Linked DNA regions of Homo sapiens: region 2 is linked to region 1. The links are chromatin contacts, found by POLR2A ChIA-PET in ENCODE. All regions are on one chromosome and are shown on one strand. Each heading gives the region's core, a stretch centred on a gene start or an enhancer-like site at or near the end of the contact. The rest is flanking DNA. Distances are from core to core; before and after follow the strand shown.

The links. ChIA-PET counts read pairs that join two places held with the same protein, here RNA polymerase II (POLR2A).
Region 2: POLR2A ChIA-PET joins it to region 1 with 10 read pairs in WTC11. The contact joins two enhancer-like sites. POLR2A ChIA-PET finds 5 or more read pairs at or near these places in 3 of 52 experiments (GM12878, Panc1 and WTC11).

The regions. Positions count from the first base shown.
Region 1 is chr10:72,674,281-72,678,156 of GRCh38, reverse strand. No RefSeq gene overlaps it. Among named protein-coding and RNA genes, the nearest start is that of MCU, 16 kb to the left of the region's middle. RefSeq lists a silencer at 1,412-1,706. Within about 2 kb of position 1,601, at least 6 of the 41 ENCODE cell types and tissues checked have a DNase peak (open chromatin) inside an H3K27ac peak, as active enhancers do.
Region 2 is chr10:73,037,568-73,041,443 of GRCh38, reverse strand. The region is part of intron 9 of P4HA1 (prolyl 4-hydroxylase subunit alpha 1); the gene reads left to right. Among named protein-coding and RNA genes, the nearest start is that of P4HA1, 57 kb to the left of the region's middle. Within about 2 kb of position 1,881, at least 4 of the 41 ENCODE cell types and tissues checked have a DNase peak (open chromatin) inside an H3K27ac peak, as active enhancers do.

The DNA of each region.
Region 1 (3,876 bases), core at 352-2,851:
GATTCACCAAAAATAGGTAAATCTTACTTGCTTTTATTAATTTTTTTTTTTTTTTTTTTTTTGAGGGAGGTCTTGGTCTGTCTCCCAGATTGGAGCACAGTGGCATGATCTCAGCTCATTGCAACCTCCACCTCCCAGGTTCAAGCGATCCTTCCACCTCAGCCTCCTAAGTAGCTGGGACCACAGGTGCACACCACCATGCTCAGCTAATTTTTGTATTTTTTTGTAGAAACGGGGGTTTCACCATGTCACCCAGGCTGGTCTTGAACTTTTAGACTCAAGTTATCTGCACACCTTGGCTTCCCAAAATGCTGGGATTATAGGCATGAGCTACCTCACCTGGCCTAATCTTTCCTAAATGCATGTATAGCTCACATTTATTTCAATATTTAATACTGGAAATGTTTTGAGTCTTTTTTTTTTTTTTTGAGACTGCATCTTGCTCTGTTGCCCAGGCTGGAGTGCAGTGGTGTGATCTCGGCTCACCACAACCTCCCCCTCCTGGGTTCAAGTGATTCTCCTGCCTCAGCCTCCTGAGCAGCTGGGATTACAGGCATGCCACCATGCCTAGCTAATTTTTGTGTTTTTAGCAGAGACAGGGTTTCACCATGTTGGCCAGGCTGATCTTGAACTCCTGACCTCAGGTAATCTGCCCACCTTGGTCTCCCCAAGTGTTGGGATTACAGGCGTGAGACACTACGGCCGGCCTGAGTCTTTATTAACAAGTTTGATGATGTTTTTGTGACCAGGAATATATGCCATAGGAACTTAACTGTTGTTTATATCAATTAGGCCGTGATAATTTTTTTTTATAGTCAGTTCACCTAAAGTCACGGTTTCCAAGAATCTATCAACAGCATTAAGTGAAAACTTACTGTGCACTGAACAATTTGTGACTGACTTGTATCAAGCACATACATCATAACGTTGCTTAGGGACTGCTCTGCCTGCACTCCCGCTGTTGTTACTCTTTTCCCAAAATAGCCATAGAAAATGAAAAGGGAGGCTGGGCGCGGTGGCTCACTCCTGTAATCCCAGCACTTTGGGAGGCCGAGGCGGGCGGATCATGAGTTCAGGAGATCGAGACCATCCTGGCTAACACGGTGAAACCCCATCTCTACTAAAAATACAAAAAAATTAGCCAGGCATGGTGGTGGGCGCCTTGTAGTCCCAGCTACTCGGGAGGCTAAGGAAGGAGAATGGCGTGAACCCGGGAGGCGGAGCTTGCAGTGAGCCCAGATCGCGCCACTGAACTCCAGCCTGGGCGACAGAGCGAGACTCTGTCTCAAAAAAAAAAAAAAAAGAAAATGAGAAGGGAACTAATATTCACACTGCCTAGCTGCAGCCCTCACTGAATCTACTGAGCCCCTACTCTGTGCAGTCACCGTGATCACAAAAAACTCCATGAATTGTATATTCTCATCCCAGTTTTACAGATGAGAAAAATAATGATCCAAAGAGCTTAAGTAGTTTCCCTAAGGCACATAACTAAGAAATCATTCAAAGAGGTTAAGTATTATGTGCTGAGCTGAGTCAAATTGAGGTCTTCTGACTCATGCTTTTCTTGTCTCACTCTACCACGCCCTGTCACTGAAAATTGCTTCCTTGAGTTTGTGCAGTTGCACATTCGCAGTTATGCGAACCCCGTTTACTTCACTGCATTGACCTTCAATGGGCTGATTTATCACAGGTGAGCTGTTGGCTTCTCATTTGTAAGTGGGCCATCTGGCAAGCAGCATATGGAAGCAGACCCTTTAACAAGGTCATAAGAAGGTTAATTAACTCTAGATTTTAAACTATTTTTCTAAAACCTGAAAGAAAGAAATACTGTTTGATATTGAGTACCAGCTGTTAGTAAGGTGTTGTGTTGGGTGCTGTATAGATATTACATTATAACTTCTTGTTTAATCCTCACAATATCCCCGTGAGAAAAATACTACACTAGCCTCCATTTTTCCAATGAAAAACAAATGTGACATTGAGAAGTAACTTGCCAAAGATCTCCTGAGCCCAGGAATTTGAGGCCAGCCTAGGTAACATGGTGAGACCTCGTTTCTACAAAAAGTTATTTTCAAAAAAATTAGTCAGGTGTGGTGGTAGCTCCCCTCTAGTCTCAGCTACTTGGGAGGCTGAAGTGGAAGGATTGCTTGAGCCCAAGAGATTCTCGGCTGCAGTGACCTGAGAATCACACCACTGCACTCTAGCCTAGATGACAGAACAAGACCCTGTCTCAAAAAAAAAAAAAAAAAAAAAAAAGTTTGTAGCTCAGTGAATTCACTAGCGTCCTTCTCCAGCTTGTTTAGAAAGCATAGGAAATCGTTTATAGCAAGTCAACTCCCAGTTCTAACTTTAGGATTCTACCTGCAACTATCATTTTCAACTTATAGTACCCTTGGTGAATGCCAAACAAATAGGCATATAGTACCCAGACACATTTGAAGAAATGCATTTCTACCTTATTGCAAAAAAAAAAAAAAAAAAAAAGACTCACAATCTGATGTCTAATGGTCTAATGTCTATACATTGCTTGGCCATACTGCCCAAGGTAATTTATAGATTCAATGCCATCCCCATCAAGCTACCAATGACTTTCTTCACAGAATTGGAAAAAACCACTTTAAAGTTCATATGGAACCAAAAAAGGGCCCGCATTGCCAAGACAATCCTAAGCCAAAAGAACAAAGCTGGAGGCATCATGCTACCTGACTTCAAACTATACTACAAGGCTACAGTAACCAAAACAGCAAAGTACTGGTACCAAAACAGAGATATAGACCAATGGAACAGAACAGAGCCCTCAGAAATAATACCACACATCTACAACCATCTGATCTTTGACAAACCTGACAAAAACAAGAAATGGGGAAAGGATTCCCTATTTAATAAATGGTGCTGGGAAAACTGGCTAGCCATATGTAGAAAACTGAAACTGGATCCCTTCCTTGTACCTTATATAAAAATTAATTCAAGATGGATTAAAGACTTAAATGTTAGACCTAAAACCATAAAACCTTAGAAGAAAACCTAGGCAATACCATTCAGGACATAGGCACGGGTAAGGACTTCATGTCTAAAACACCAAAAACAATGGCAACAAAAGCCAAAATTGACAAATGGGATCTAATTAAAGTAAAGAGCTTCTGCACAGCAAAAGAAACTACCGTCAGAGTGAGCAGGCAACCTACAGAATGGGAGAAAATCTTTGCAATCTACTCATCCGACAAAGGGCTAATACCCAGAATCTACAAAGAACTCAAATTTACAAGAAAAAAACAAACAACCCCATCAAAAAGTGGGCAAAGGATATGAACAGACACTTCTTAAAAGAAGACATTTGTGCAGCCAACAGACACTTAAAAAAATGCTCATCATCACTGGCCATCAGAGAAATGCAAATCAAAACCACAATGAGATACCATCTCACACCAGTTAGAATGGCGATCATTAAAAAGTCAGGAAACAACAGGTACTGGAGAGGATGTGGAGAAATAGGAACACTTTTACACTGTTGGTGGGACTGTAAACTAGTTCAGCCATTGCGGAAGACAGTGTGGCGATTCCTCAAGGATCTAGAACTAGAAATACCATTTGACCCAGCAATCCCATTACTGGGTATACACCCTAAGGATTATAAGTCATGCTACTATAAAGACACATGCACACGTATGTTTATTGTGGCACCATTCACAGTAGCAAAGACTTGGAACCAACCCAAATGGCCATCAATGATAGACTGGATTAAGAAAATGTGGCACATATACACCATGGAATACTATGCAGCCATAAAAAATGATGAGTTCATGTCCTTTGTAGGGACATGGATGAAGCTGGAAACCGTCATTCTCAGCAAACTATTGCAAGGACAAAAAACCAAAC
Region 2 (3,876 bases), core at 632-3,131, 360 kb before region 1:
TCAGCCTCCTGAGTACCTGGGACTACAGGCGCCCGCTGCTGCCCGGCTAATTTTTTGTATTTTTAGTAGAGATGGGTTTCACCGTGTTAGCCAGGATGGTCTCGATCTCCTGACCTCGTGACCCGCCTGCCTCGGCCTCCCAAAGTGCTGGGATTACAAGCATGAGCCCGTGCCTGGCCTAGACAATTCTTTTATAGCCTGCTTAAGGGGAAAAGAGTGGGAGAAGGTCAGAGAGACCTGCTTCTGCTCAAATGCTACAGTGCCATATTTTGGGGTTGAGTGTCCTGAACCCCATTAGAAGACATGAAGAAAATTTAAATTTGCCATAATATGATTTTCATTTTAATCACAGGAGCAATTATCCTTAAGGAACACTAATAGATAGTAAGGATTTGCAGAAACTAATTTGCATAGACATGTTTTGAGATATGATTTACAGTGCTTCTGAACATTGCAATTAACCCGATTTTTACATTAAGCTAATTTTCCATTCTATTACAGAACCTAATTCATATCTACAAAAAACCCCTTCTTTAAAAAAAATAAAAATTAAACTGTTAACAGATTTTATCAGATTATTGCATGGTTTTACACATTTTTTGTCATAAAGTTTGTAAATAGCTAAATCCTCTAGATTTGCATGCTTCTAGGAAGCATATAAAACAAAATTACGGCCAGGAGTGGTGGCTCACGCCTGTAATCCCAGCACTTTGGGAGGCCAAGGTGGGTGGATCACAAGGTCAGGAGATCAAGACCATCCTCACAAACATGGTAAAACCCCATCTCTACTAAAAATACAAAAATTAGCTGGGTGTGGTGGCGCGCCTGTAATCCCAGCTACTCGGGAGGCTGAGGCAGGAGAATGGCTTGAACCCGGGAGGTAGAGATTGCAGTGAGCCGAGATCATGCCACTGCACTCCAGCCTGGCGACAGAGAGAGATCCATCTCAAAAAAAAAAAAAAAAAAATTCATGAATTCGATGTTTTGGAAGACTGTTTGTTTTTGGAAATTTTCTATGTATGCAATGACCCTTTTGAAGAAATATCCAGCCCACAGTCAATGGACTGTTGCCAATAAATCAAAATAAATCACTGTAGGAAAGTGATCTATACACTTAAAAAAAAAAACTAAATATTGCTAAACATTTCAAACCTATTTTTTAAATATTCTAACTTTGTAGCTCTTAAGCAGTTTTATTGGATTTTTGAGAAAGGTACAACCATACTTACATATTATAAATGATAGCAGAAGGTATTTAGCTACTAGCATTAGAAGGCCGGGCATGGTGGCTCATGCCTGTAATATCAGCACTTTGGGAGGCTGAGGTGAGAGGATGGTTTGAGCCCAGGAGCTTGAGACCAGCCTGGATAGTATAGCTAGACCTTGTCTCTATTTACAAAAAATTAAGAAAAAAATTAGCTGAGAGTGATGGTGCACGTCTGTAGTCCCAGCTACCCAGGAGGCTTAGGTGGGTAGATCACTTGAGCCTGGGAAGCAGAGATTGCAGTGAGCTGAGATTGCACCACTGCACTCCAGGCTGGGTGACAGAGCAAAAACTCTGTCTCAAAAAAAAAAAAAAAAAAAAAAAAGGCCATCTCAGTTGCCAAATGGAAGAAAATTCGTGTTCTGATGTCAGTTAATTTAATCCCTTGTAGCCTGGGAACATCTGTATTTTGAATGATTTAGAAAGGAATTTCAAATATCTGTATTTAGAGAACTGTCTAAGCGATGACATCACTTTCAGTGGAAGTAATAATTTGTTCCAGCATTTCAGCAAATAGAATTTTTTTGGCAAAATATTTTTGGAACTCCTTTAGTATTTAAAAAACATAAAACAGGCGGGGCATGGTGGCTCACGCCTGTAATCCTAGCACTTTGGGAGGCCCAGGCGGGCAGATCCCGAGGTCAGGAGATCGAGACCGTTCTGGCTAACACAGTGAAACCCCATCTCTACTAAAAATACAAAAAAATTAGCCGGGCATGGTGGCGGGTGCCTGTGGTCCCAACTACTGGGGAGGCTGAGGCAGGAGAACGGCAGGAACCCAGGAGGCAGAGCTTGCAGTGAGCTGAAATTGCGCCACTGCACTCCAGCCTGGGCAACAGAGCGAGACTCAAAAAACAAACAAACCCATAAAACAAAAAAGGCTTTTTTTTTTTTAAGAGGCAGGGTCTTGCTCTGTCATCTAGGCCTAAGTCCAGTGGCATGATCATAGCTCACTGCTCCTTCCAACTCCTGGGCAGAAGTGATCTTCCTACCTCAGTCTCCCGAGTAGCTGGGAATACAGGTGCTCACCACCATGCTTGGATAATTTTTAATTTTTTATTTTGTAGAGACAGGGTTTCACTATATTGCCTAGGCTGGTCTCAAACTCCCGGGCTCAAGTGATCCTCCCAGAGTATTGGTATTACAGGCGCGAGCCATTGCATCCAGCCAAAAAAGGCTTTACTTATGTTACTGACAATCTGTTAACTTTTGGCAAGTCATCTCTGTCTTTTCCACTATTAAAAAGCAAATAAAGGCCGGGCACGGTGGCTCACGCCTGTAATCCCAGCACTTTGGGAGGCCGAGGCGGGCGGATCACGAGGTCAGGAGATCGAGACCATCCCGGCTAAAACGGTGAAACCTCGTCTCTACTAAAAATACAAAAAATTAGCCGGGCGTAGTGGCGGGCGCCTGTAGTCCCAGCTACTTGGGAGGCTGAGGCAGGAGAATGGCGTGAACCCGGGAGGCGGAGCTTGCAGTGAGCCGAGATCCCGCCACTGCACTCCAGCCTGGGCGACAGAGCGAGACTCCGTCTCAAAAAAAAAAAAAAAAAAAAAAGCAAATAAAAACCCTAAGAATTTACTACAGCTTGTAAATGAAAAAGCTAATAATTTTGGGTAGATCAGAGAAATGGAATTTGAAGTTTTTGAAATGTAAACATTCAGTTTTGTGCTCTGAAAAGATAGTTAAGTGAACTCATAAAGTCTAGTTAAAGTAATATAAATAATGACCTATGCAAATAAACAATAATCTGTTTAGAGTGGTAGAAAAGCTTTTTTGATTCTGGTGGGAAAGTGATTTTCATTTTTTTACTCTGAAGTGATGATTTCCTACAATACGGTATTTATGATATCATGAATGTAACATGATATATATGTATATGTGTGTATTTATTTATTTATTTTATTTTACTTTATTTTCTTTCGGAGACAGGGTCTCACTCTGTCGCCCAGGCTGGAGTGCAGTGGCACAGTCATGGCTCACTACAGCCTCCACCTCCCAGGCTCAAGCAATCCTCCCACCTCAGCCTCCTGAGTAACTGGGGCTACGGGTGCACACCACCATGCCCAGCTAAGTTTTGTATTTTTGTAGAGATGCGGTTTTGCTTTGTTGCCCAGGCTGGTCTTGAACTCCTGGGCTCAAGTGATCATCTCACCTTGGCCTCCCAAAGTGCTGGGATTACAGGCATGAGCCACCATGTCTGGCCTTAAATATATCATAAATATGTTATTTAGGCTTAAGATTTTGTTTACCCTTGTTACTAAGGAGCAAATTAGTATTAAAGTATAATATATATAAACAAATACAAAAAGTTTTGAGTGGTTCAGCTTTTTTATTTTTTTTAATGGCATAACTTTTAACAACACTGCTCTGTAATGGGTTGAACTGTGGTACTCAGACTGAGATAACTGAAATGAGTGGATGTATAGTGTTATTGCATAATTATCCCACTATGAAGCAAAGGGACTGGATAAATTCCCAGTCTAGATTATTAGCCTTTGTTAACCATCAAGCACCTAGAGAAGAATTATTGGAAATTTTGTCCTCTGTAACTGGCACTTTGGGGTGTGACTTATCTTTTGCCTTTGTAAAAAAAAAAAAAAAAAAATATA